2 separate regions of the Homo sapiens genome follow, and region 1 is linked to region 2. The links are chromatin contacts, found by Hi-C or POLR2A ChIA-PET in ENCODE. All regions are on one chromosome and are shown on one strand. The core of a region is the stretch at or near the end of the contact, and the rest is flanking DNA. Distances in the headings are between cores, read along the strand shown. Region 1 has its middle 120 kb from the start of LINC02458. Region 2 has its middle 20 kb from the start of LINC02458.

Region 1 (5,961 bases), core at 852-3,351, 96 kb before region 2:
AAGAAGACAGCCATAAAAATTGTTTTATGAGCCTCCTCATGCCTTCAATCCTTAAAGAAGCAGAGAATTAAAATATGACTCTGTCAGTCAGGATTCCTAGTTGCAGGGATAGAATCTAGGTCAGCCAATGTAAACAGAAAGAGATTGAATATAAGGTATCAGGTAGCTTGCAGAATGTGAGTGGCCTTAGAAGAACCTAGGTTTCCTGCAGAACATTCTGGAGAATGTGAGATTTAACTTTCCAGCCTGTATCTCACAGCAGGAGGGCATGCTAGGAGATTGAAATGGTTGTTAAATGAACCAGTCTTCAGCATCTGCCACAATTATCATTACCAAATTGTGGCTCATTCTTTTTAAAAAAAAAGTTTAAAAAAATTTCAATAGGTTTATGGGGAACAAGTGGTGTTTGGTTTCTTACAAATGAGTTATTTAGTGGTGATTTCTGAGATTTTGGTGCACCCATCACCTGAGCAGTATACACTGTACTCAATTTGTAGCCTTTTATCCCTCACCCCCCTCCCACCTTTTCTTCTCAGTCCCCAAAGTCCATTGTATCATTCTTATGCCTTTGCATCCTGGTAGCTTAGCTCCCACTTATGAGTGAGAACATCTGATGTTTGGTTTTCCATTTCTGAGTTACTTCACTTAGAATAATAGTCTCCAGTTCCAACCAGGTTGCTGCAGATGCCATTATTTCATTCTTTTTTATTGTTGAGTAGTGTTCCAAGGTATAGAAATATACCGCACAAATTCGGCTCGTTCTTTATTGTTAAGCAGGTGTTTTAGAATATCAGGTCTTGGCTTACATACTGTTAAAAAAAACTTTAGCCAAATTAAATTTAAAATAGTTTAATTGGGCAAAGAATGATTTGCAAATCAGGCAGCCTCCCGAGCCAGAGTGGGCTCAGAGACTCCGGTGCAGCCACGTGGTGGAAGAAGATTTATGGACAGAAAAAGGAAAGTGACATACAGAAAATGGAAGTGAGATACAGAAACATCCAGATTGGTTACAGCTCGATGTTTGTCTCATTTGAACACAGTTTGGACAGCTGGCCACTTTTGATTGGCCAAAACTCGGTTATTGGTACAAGAGTATACTAGAGTCTGTATAGAACTCCATAGGTTATAGTTTATGATATACAGAAAAAACTTTAGGGCAAACTTAAAATATGTAAGGAGGCAGCTTTAGACAAAACTTGATTTAACAATACTGACATAATGATTTCTAAATTGGCCCAGCATTGAAGGAGAGACGTGGCAGTGAACTGACCAGTAAGTGAAACTTTTGTGGATAATTCTGGTAGTATGCTGGCAGAAAACTTAGCAGATTCTGGTCCTCACATTCCTGGGATTTCAGGATTCACAAATCTCTTCCATTTGAAGACACACTTTTATAAAGATAACCTGGTAGCTATAGCAACCCAACACTGACAACTTTGTTTCTGGTGACCCTACTGTTTTTATTTAAAGCACTGTGTTTCTGTAGTGAAGGACTATTTATTGACATTGGAATTTTTGAAAAGTAATATTTGACTACAATATGTTAACTGTAAAGACTCATTCTACCATTAATTATTTTAAAGCATATATTGGGTTAAAACTGTCATTGGCCCTAGGAATCAGCAAATCTTCCTATAAATTCTGAAGCTTGAGATGTCTTAGTTTATGATTAAAAGTATTTCTGTGTAAGTGGAACTGGAATGCTGTAGGCAGGTAATACTGAATAGAATCTAAGACTGATGCATTCTTCTTGGAGTCCTCATTTGTATTCCATGGCAGAACTCACTATAACTGTGCCATTGGGCAAAACATCTAAGCTGTTAAAATAGAGACTCATGGTGCAGTGGCTTAAACAAAATAAGTTTCTCCCTCATGTGTCTGTCCAGAATAGGCAATGCAGGGCTGTTATATTAACTCTGTTATATTTAACACACAGCTTCCATCTCTGTGTCCAAATTGGCTATAGCAACTCTTCTCTAGCTGGTGAGAAGGGGAAAAGAGGAAGTGAAGGGCACATCTCTTCTAGTTAAGGGCAAAATCTACAAGAACCCTTAACACATCATTTCTGGCTCACAGGTTGTTAGTCAGAACTTAGTCACAAAACCACACCCAGTTGCAAGAGAGCCTAGGAATTGCCATCTAAAGTTGGAAAGCTTTGAACCTAGTGAAAATTTGGGTGGGGAATTATATTATTAATAGTAAAAAGAAGGAGCACATAAATATTGGTGGAAGGCAAACAGTCTTTGCTACAATGGCTTGTTAGAAATTGTGAGTTGGTTTTCTCCGTATCAGAGCTGCTTTGTGGGTGGAATTCACTGTGATCATCTGTGCTGGAAGTAGGGCTCCTTGATAGGGTCAGTGAGGAGGGTCTTTTAAATTAATTTCCTGGTATACAGATCAGGTAATAATATAATCTCAGTGTTGAAATGGATCTTAATTGTCACCTAATTCAACCACTCACCTGAGAATCTCACTGAAGCACCTATCTTTTAGACTTGCCCAGTTTCCTATGTGAAAACTAAGGACATGCACAAAGTCACAGAATTATCAGTGACAATCAGGACTAAATCCAGAGAAACTAGTACATTTCAATTTCCTTCTTTTGTTCCTAGATAAATCCTTCTGAGCTTAGTTTCTATTATGCTATGGTCAGAGAAAAGATATTTGTGTTTATTATAAGCTATAACAGTCTATGTGTTTTTACGGTATGTTAAATGCTATAAAATAATTAAGCTATGATATTGATTTATAAGGCCCTTCTTTTGTTATCGTAACAGTGGGGTCTTAATAGAACATAGGTCATGGTTGCACATAATTGGATGATTATATGTTAGTGAAAAGGATATTGAAGTAGAATTCAAATGACCAGACCCACTCTTGGCTATCTAATATCTGTATGACTCCGGGAAAAATCATTGAACTTCTTTGAGGCTTGATGTATTTTTGAAATAAAGAATTGAGCTAGATGGTAAAATACTTAACCATTAACATAGCACATATTCCAACCAATCAAAACGGATGCCAGTCATGAAAAATTCAATTGGGTGGACTAGTGCATCATGGAAGAATGTCACCCAGGTTTAGTGCTATAAATTTTCTCTTGAACCTCAATTGTACACTGTAAAAAGCCATGACCTTAGCCTGCATTTTTTTTTGTTTGTATCATCCTTAGTACTTACATAATGAAAGAGTACATTGAAGCTTCCATCTGACGACTAGATGTTATTTTTAAGCCTCAAGTTTCAAATAAATATCAGAAAAAGTAATGAACGCCTGTAAGATGGTTCTGGAACAATGAGCAAGTATTGTCTATTTAGAAATCCCAGAGTTTCCCAGGTCCTTCTTTAAAGTAAATTTTAAAACAGTGTAGAGACTGGCTTCTAAAATGGCAAGAAATCCATTTAGTCATAAAAGAAACAGTTTCTAGAGCCTAATTCAAAAACCTGTCACATTTCATCACATTTCTAAAGACCTCATTGCCGAAGAGAGGACAATTGTGTGCCTGTACGTAAGCCTGAATATTATCTTTAGTGAGGCCTAGAGATAAATGTTGCAATGAGAACAGGATCCATTTAGGGTGAATTGGACAGAATAATTCTAAGTTATGGCATTGAAATTCCCACTTCACTTATAAGAATGAGATAAGGCAAAACACTCCAGTTAGTGGAACATGAGCTACTAATTTCCTGAAAAAGACAAAAGGAGGGGAGTGTATTGCTCTTACATGGAAGGAACAATTTTCTTCAGTCTCAGTGCTGACAATGAGAGACTGTGACAAGGGGAAAGTGATAGGAGAGGCAGCCTTAGATCAAAACAAAGAACAATGGAAAGCTAAACAATGACTCTTATCAGTTCCAAAGGTGAGTTCACCTTCCTGGCTTTTGGCCGTCCTGTTCATTGAGTGTTGACATGCCTCCATTGACATGCTTCTAAGAGGGCTGAGTCTGTTCTCTGCATCTGTTCTCTCTCTCTCTCTCTCTCTCTCTCTCTCTGTGTGTGTGTGTGTGTGTGTGTGTGTGTGTGTGTATGTGTACATGCATGTGTGCATTTTAATTATTTGTAAATAGCGCTTCTTCTATGGTATTGTTTCTTGGCTCCTGAAAAAGCTGTGGTTCTCTTCCAAATGCATAAACATGGAACTATCACCACAATCTCACCTTATGTACTTGAGAATGTGGGAGATGGATATATAAAAAACACTGGATACTTTGTAACGGAAACCAAGTCATCTTCTAAGATGTGAAAACATTAAAGTTCAGATAATCTGCAGAGTGAGGGAAGGCACTCTAATCCCAGAATTTCACTGATTAAGGTAGTGAATCCTAGGAAATATGGCCCAGTTATCCCAGCTCACTCACCTTCTAGACTTTCTAACCATCTTCTTCTCACCTTTCCTTTCACTCCATCCTGGAGGCTTTTACCAGACTTGCAATTCTGCAGCCATGGAAGAAGTGGGACCCTTTATACTAGACAGAGGAGAAGGAGATGAGGTCCCATCATGACCTCTGACAGCACTTTTATTTATCTTTCTTCTAGGACATCTAGAGTGGCTTCTCAGTTTTTCTTCTAAGAGGGCTGATTTTTTGAGGCTTTTAAACGCTGGGCTGGATACAGAATATAGGAAGAAGAAAGGACTTTTGGTACTGTGTTATCAGGCTAGCTGGCCTTTTCCACACCCTGGCGTCCTGAACCCATCACTTTCCTTCTCAACGTCCTTGGATACACCATATTGATGTATAGGGTCTTGTGATTCCTCTGCAATTCTTTTGGGATGAAATGAATTCTTTCTCTCTTTCTCTCTCTCTGCTCTTCCTTCTTTCATTTCTCTCTTAGTGTGCATTTTTCTTTGTCTTTCTCCCTGTACATGCCACCAAAAAAAGTCTTCATTTTTCGTTGAATCACTTCCACATTTCAGAATAATCTTGGGAAGATGTATTTCTATGGGGTAACTATAAAACCTAAACTATCTGTAAGTTCCTCCCTCCTCCATGGTGAAAGTTACATTCTATAATCAAGATGGCTTTGGATCCCTTTCCCATATTATTCTGATATAGTATGTTTCCACACTAGACTGAATCCATTTGGCTAGAAATGGACAGATACTATTAGCTTGACCTTTAGGAGGTAGGATTACAGTTTTATAGGGTAGCTAGGAAAGGTCTTTGAAACATGCATAATGAAGTTGTGGGGTAGAAAGAAAGAAGACTTTGGGATTACTCCACCTTTGTTTCAAATTTCAAGTTTGCCACTCACTGTGTGATATTGGGAAGGTTACTGTAACTTCTTTAATCATCGATTTCCTTATTTGAAAAATAGAGGTAATCATATCTAATATCACAGGATTGTTGAAGTCAAAGCTTAGCCTTGAGAAGATGCCTAATAAATGTGAACACCTCAATTTTCATGCTGACAAGAAAAGCACCAAATCTTATAATCTTCTTTCCTATTAATTGCACCTGCAACTTATTGAGGGCTTACTTTTTGCTAGCCACTGTTCTCAGCATTTTGTCTAACTTAATTCTCACTACAATCCTATGATCTAGGTACTAGCTATACTTCAAGCCGACTAGTGAACAACAGTGGCTGTTGTGGGTTTAAGTGACTTGCCTGAGGATGTCCAGTTAGTAAGCAACTCAACGCGAGAGTTGGACTTGGCTTCTCCCTGGCAAGCTGACTCCAGAACCCTCTCCCTGAACCTCACTCCACACTACCTCCCTATAGCATATATTTCGGGCAAGGATTTTCCTGCACCCAAAAGCAGAATGTCAAAGATACAGAAATTAAAATAACTCTTCTGTGATCAATGGGAAGAGATTAGTGTTTCATTAAGAGCCGCTGTTGAATTGAACCGCCATTGAATTGAACAAGGGCTCTTTACTTGGATAATTATTGTTTGTATTCAGCTTAGACTCATTGTCTGCAGGTTCTAGGATCAGTCATCACAGGTGGAAGGCATAACTT
Region 2 (5,825 bases), core at 1,131-3,630:
GAACCCTCTTGCCAGGTCTCAGGATGGTATTGTACTCATTTGCAGTGTAGAGGAATCTCAATTGTTCCCCTTTTCCACCAAGACTTAGTCATATTCATTTAGCTATTCTGCTGAGTATGTAGTGGCATTTCATTGTGTTTTGAACTGATGATTGATTGTGTGAGTATTTTTCTTTACTTTTTGTGCCATTTGAATGTATTCTCTTTTGAAGTGTCTGTTCAACTGCTTCCCACAATTTTCTATTATGTTGCTGGTCACTATTATTATCTCCACTTTACAATGGGATATCTGAAGCACAGAGAAGATAAATAATGTGTCCAAAGTGCCATAACTAGAAAGTAGAAATAGAACTAGGATTTGAATCCAGAATGTCTGACTTCACATTCTGTTCTCTTAGAAACCCAGATGGTCAGACAAGAAACCAAATTGGATTTTTACTTCTATTATGATTCACTGATACAGAGCTTGGTCTTCTCCTAGTAGGGGAAAAAAAGAGTTGTACTCAAGTTGCCTAAGAGGAGACTACCACTTAGGGGAGGTAGATTCAGGGGAGGGGCTGTGTTGCAGAGACCACAGTCACAGCAAAGACACTCTCAACTGAAAGTATAATAGTAACCATTCACTTGATTTATGATTATAATAACAGGTTTTTATTGAGCATTTAATATGTGTTGAGAAGGATACTCAATTTCTATACATTATCTCTAATCTTCACAGCAACCCAATGAAGAAAGTATTATCTCCAGTTTATAGGTTAGAAAAATAACCTTTGAAGAAGCTAAGGATCCATATCAGCAAGAGGTGGAGCCAGGTTCCAAAATCTTGTCTCTCTCTGGCTCCAGAGCCAGTGCTTTTCTCTGTTCCACTACACCTTCTTCATAGAAAACTAAGGTGAGCTGGGCTGATAATTCCAGATGGGATTCCATGAACCATGGTTGAATATGGAAGAAGAGCTGCTCAGGCCAATGGGATATGAGACATGGAACCAGTAGAACCCTAAAGACAATATGCCAAAGTCAAGCCAGGGAAAGAAACCTTCAAGCTAAGTGAAATGTCGATTAGAAGGAGCCAAGCATAGAGATGAAAGGAAGGGGCGAGTCAATGGGACAGATACCAAGGTCACCAGAAAAAAATTTAGGAGAGTAGATGGTTGTGGATCCAGGAAATCCATCAAGCATTTTTCTTATGCTTGATGTAGAGAAGAGAGGTTTCTTTTGGGGCAGGGATAGAGGGCTGCAGATTATTCTGTATTTCAGAAGAGTACCCTTTGGGGTGGGGAGCCAATTTGGACTCTTTTCTGTAAGTCTTTGGTCTTTGCAGCATCCTGCTTTCCAGTAGGCCCATGTTCAGCACTGTTTCCTCTTTTCTACATCCAGCAAGCTGTGGCTCTGGGGTCTGGTCCGTAATATGAGGTTCCCATGGTTGCTTTTGCCAATCATCACAAACATGATGACTTAGAACAGCACACTTTGTTCTCTTACAGTTCTCGGGGGTGGGAGGGTATAAGTACAACATAGGTTTTAAGAGGGTAAAATGAAGGTGTTGGCAGGACCATGCACCCCCATCCATCCCACCACCAGCAGAGGCTCTAGGAAGAATCCCTTTTCTTACATTTTTTCTACCTTCTAGAATAGCATTTCTTGGCTCATGGCCCCTTACTTCATTGTCAAGGCCAGAATCTTCAAATCTCTCTTGACTTCTTCTTCACATCACCATCTCCTCCATGGTCAAATCTACCTCTTTTTCCTTCTTACGAGTACACTTGTGGTTGCATTTAGGGTCCACTTGGATAATCCAGGACACTCTTCCCATCTCAACAGCCTTAATTTAATCACATCTTCAAATGTGCTTTCTCTATATAAGGTAATATTCACAGGTTCCAGGATTAGATCTTGGATATCTTTGGGGGTCATGATTAGCCTGCCCTCTGCCATTTTGATTCAATATTCAAGGTGATTGTCACATCTTTTTCTCTGTGAAGGCTTCTTCTTGGAAATAAATTGGCTCATTGCCTGATTCACTTATGCTGAATATCAGTCAAACCATTTGGAAGGTTTCTGTTGAGAAATTTTTGTCTTTGTGGTTCCCATGAACCACTTACTTCCTTAGGCTCTCTTAAAATGTTCTAGACAAGCACAAAGAATGATTCACATTTATGTTTTATCTCAGATATAAATCCTTTTAATGATTCATGGGGTTTCTTACTGTGAAATCACCTTCTCAGAAGCTTCCTTTTCTAGGAATCTGATATGCTTTCAAATTTTCTATTGAAAAAATGCCTTCCTGCGCCACTTCTGTTATGTACATCTAGTGAATCCCTGTCGGCAGTGACAGGAAGTTCGCTTCCGTGCGAGGGCTGGCTGGCCCCAGGACACCTGTTGTGCTTGTGGTGAACATGAGATGTCAGGCCTGTGCTGCGCCTTCCTCCAGGCGGCCAGGTGGGAGGCCCAGCTGCTTCTCAGACCCAGGATCTTCATGGCTTTCTGCAGAGGCATGGGGTTCCTCTCATCTCGCATTTCATCTTCCACACGATTCACATTGTGTGAGGCTTCAACTCTGGGTCCCCTAGAGAATATTTTTATTCTGTGGCCTTTAGTTAGTTCATTCAACATGTGCCTGTCGAGTGCCTACTATGTATCTGACATTTTGCTGCATGCTGGGGATTTAAGGAGAAGCGAAGGACAGATCTTGCCCTCAGGATATCAAGTTGCTTAGTCAAAATAGGGTAATCCTGCATATTAATCATTTTTTAGTGGCAAGTGACAGAAACCAAATTCCATCTGGCTTAAATTTAAACTTAAACCATACTGACTTAAACATTAACTATGTAATGAAAAAGATACTTGATAATATTCTGTATCAGCTGGGGTCCAATCAGAGAACGGCTCAATCGATCAAAGGTGTCTGTGCGCGCGCACACACACACACACACACACACACACTAAGAGATTTATTACAAGAATTAGATCTATGCAATTTTGAAAGCTGGTTAGTTCATGAGTTTTCATATAGCTGTTGTCTTCATTTCTGATGCTGGAGCATGAAGACTTCAGAGCTAGCTGTCTAGCAGGAAAGTGGGATATATATATATATATATATATATATATATATATATATATATATCTGACCTCTGAGGATGGACTGGAACCTGGTCTGTGTCTTATCATCTGCAGACCACGTCAACTCCTTCCTGCAGAAGGAAAGATGGCACCCTTTGTCATCTTTCCAAGTGTCATGCTTTCCAAGTGCAAGCTAAACATGCACTTGGCCCAGGAGCCGGTGAAAGTGTAAGAGAATCTGAGGGAAGGTGGAGTAGATGTAAATCTGGCTGTTGACTCACAACAACAAAGGAAAGTCAGTAGATAACTGACAAAGCACATGCACTGCAGCAGAACCTGGTGCCCCTGCCCAGCCCTTTCAGACATAAAAACAATGTGGTTGCCTTCACCTCCACCTTCTGAATCCCATGCAAAATGTCTTTTGCGTTCCACTCTAATCAGACATTTATAGCAAAGGGGATTCTGAGTGACAGAGTGTAGCTTAGCCAAGTCAACACATGACAAAACTTCCCCATATTGGCATATGAAATGACTGGCTGGAGGTGTTCAAACCATTTCCTCAGAAATCTCTCAACTCTGTGTTTCTCTCTTTTGACTTCTTTCTGAGTCTATTCTCTCAGTTCAGCTTCATAGCCCAGTGGAAACAGAGCTTTTCTTTCTCAAGTCCTGGGCTGACGCTCATTGTCTCTGATTTGCTCAGAGGACATAGCACTCCCATTGGGCAGCCCTGTGTCACTTACCTTTTTCTGAAGTCAGGGTATGGAGCCGGCCCTGTTTTAATTACAGCACTGAGAATATGTAAGAGGTAGTTTCCCAAGAGAAAATCAAGGCATTGGTGAAAAAAAAAAAGTTGATTCAACAGTAATAGTTTACTAGTAAACATAGAAAACTCAGGGAAAGCTGTTGCTGTAAGATATGATTATGCTAAATATGAAAGCATCTGGATGCAGACAGTAATTACTAGGCTGGCATCTGGAGGCCTGTGGTGTCTTCCTGGATGGCTTGTCTGTTATTCAGCTATGTGGCCTTGGGCAAGTTGCTCAACCTCTCTGGAGCTAAATTACCTCCTTTGACAGGGGAAAATGTTAGCCTAGAACCATTCATTTATCAGAAAGCAATTATGAACAAGAAGCCCGTAAAGAGCTTATCATTTAACGAGGGAGACAAACAAGTAAAGTCAGCATAATGGATGCTGTACAGGGAGAGAAAGGAGTGCCTCTTGGAGCAAAGCAGGGTTATTAGGAAAGGGCAGCTGAAGAGAGCCTTTTAAAGAACAAGCAGAAGTTTATTGGCAGATAAGTTGCGGGGAGCTAATTTAGTTGGTAAGGACAGTAGATGAGCCGGTGCAGAGCTGTGAAGGGGCATGCCATATTTGAAGCAAACCTCCAAGAGTTCAGAATGGCCAAGTTCAGGGCACTTATGCACAACCAGCAAAATGTAAGTTTTTTTTTTTTTTTTTTTTTTTTTTTTTTTTTTTGAGGATCTAAGCAATGAAAGTTTTCTTGAAAGTAATGGCAAAAACTGCAATTACTTTTACACCAACCTAATATTTTACTCCATGCTAAGGTGTATGGTCTTCATCCTATAGGGAGTGAGATGCAAAAGAACAATTTTGAGCACAGGAGTCTCATAAGTGATAGTTAAGAAACTAGGTGTCAATGGCGAGGAGAGAAATGAGAGCAGAGCAGGAGATTAGCTAAGAAATAATTTCCGGTATCCACGTGACAGAGGTTGGATGTATAGACTTAGGTGGTGGTATTCTGACCGAAGTCAAGGGATATTTAAAGAGTGACTGTCAAGATGTAGAAATTTGCTGATTGTGAGGAGGGAGGGGGAAAAGTAACCAGGCTCACAACCAGGGTGAAGAGGTGGGAGGCGGGGCTGCTGCCATTCAGAATGGAAAACCTAGAGGAAGAGTAGGTTGGAGAAGGGTAGAAGGGGATGTTGAGTTCAGTTTGGGGAATGTTGAATTAAAATAGCTTTTAGGATGCCCAAGTGAAGAAGCCCATGAGAGCTGACACTTCTATCTAATTCTGAGACTCCTTACTTTTATGCTGAATTCATTTCAGTTATGCAGGTTTACTGATGACATTTTCTGATTACTCAATAGGATATAAGAATACATATTTAATATATATCATGAGGATACAAGGACTTTAGAAGTCGTTGGTAGATATCATCGGTGTGTCTATTTTAATAACCTGTTTTCAATGTTTAATGGGAAGAAAAAGCATGAGATGGATTTCATGATCCATATACTCAAAGAACTAAAATATTCCAAAGATTCCTAATCTCCCTTTAATTTATATCGCAAAGGAAAATCATAGAGTAATAAATAATAAATGTTTAAATAGTTATTTATAAAATGTTTTATCTGCTTTTTATTATCCAAAATGACAGTGTCTATGAAGAATTATTTTGGGTAAAGAAATATGTATTTCTTCAAAATTGCTTTAGATAAGATAGTATTAGCAATCTTCATTATGAGAATATAAAAATACCCCAAATAATCAGAACTTACATCATAGTAAAACACAATCTACAGTCCCATTGCTAATTAGTCATTTTCTTTTTTTAAAAAGAGGCTTTTACTTATAGAATGTTGTATTTATCTCAAGAGAGCAGGTTTGTGCTGAGCCACAGAAGTTCCTTCTAGAGTTATGTCAAGTAGTACTGTATTTTTAAATGATTGTGGAAAATGTATTTTCCTAGCATTTTAGGAGCTCCCTGTTCAAGTTGGGGTCTCTCTGTTCCCATTAACTTTGA

Evidence for each region. Hi-C counts contacts between places; a loop is a spot of excess contacts on that map. ChIA-PET counts read pairs that join two places held with the same protein, here RNA polymerase II (POLR2A). Pooled maps may share reads with other maps.
Region 1: a pooled map shows a loop between it and region 2 (5-fold over the local background). The contact joins two enhancer-like sites. A Hi-C loop is called at or near these places in 1 of 168 maps with a recorded cell type or tissue (Right ventricle myocardium superior) and 8 of 50 pooled maps. POLR2A ChIA-PET finds 5 or more read pairs at or near these places in 2 of 52 experiments (H1 and activated CD4-positive, alpha-beta memory T cell).

What each region holds. Positions count from the first base shown.
Region 1 is chr12:89,132,276-89,138,236 of GRCh38, reverse strand. No RefSeq gene overlaps it. Among named protein-coding and RNA genes, the nearest start is that of LINC02458, 120 kb to the right of the region's middle. Within about 2 kb of position 2,101, at least 3 of the 41 ENCODE cell types and tissues checked have a DNase peak (open chromatin) inside an H3K27ac peak, as active enhancers do.
Region 2 is chr12:89,036,871-89,042,695 of GRCh38, reverse strand. No RefSeq gene overlaps it. Among named protein-coding and RNA genes, the nearest start is that of LINC02458, 20 kb to the right of the region's middle. RefSeq lists an enhancer at 3,553-3,622. Within about 2 kb of position 2,380, at least 4 of the 41 ENCODE cell types and tissues checked have a DNase peak (open chromatin) inside an H3K27ac peak, as active enhancers do.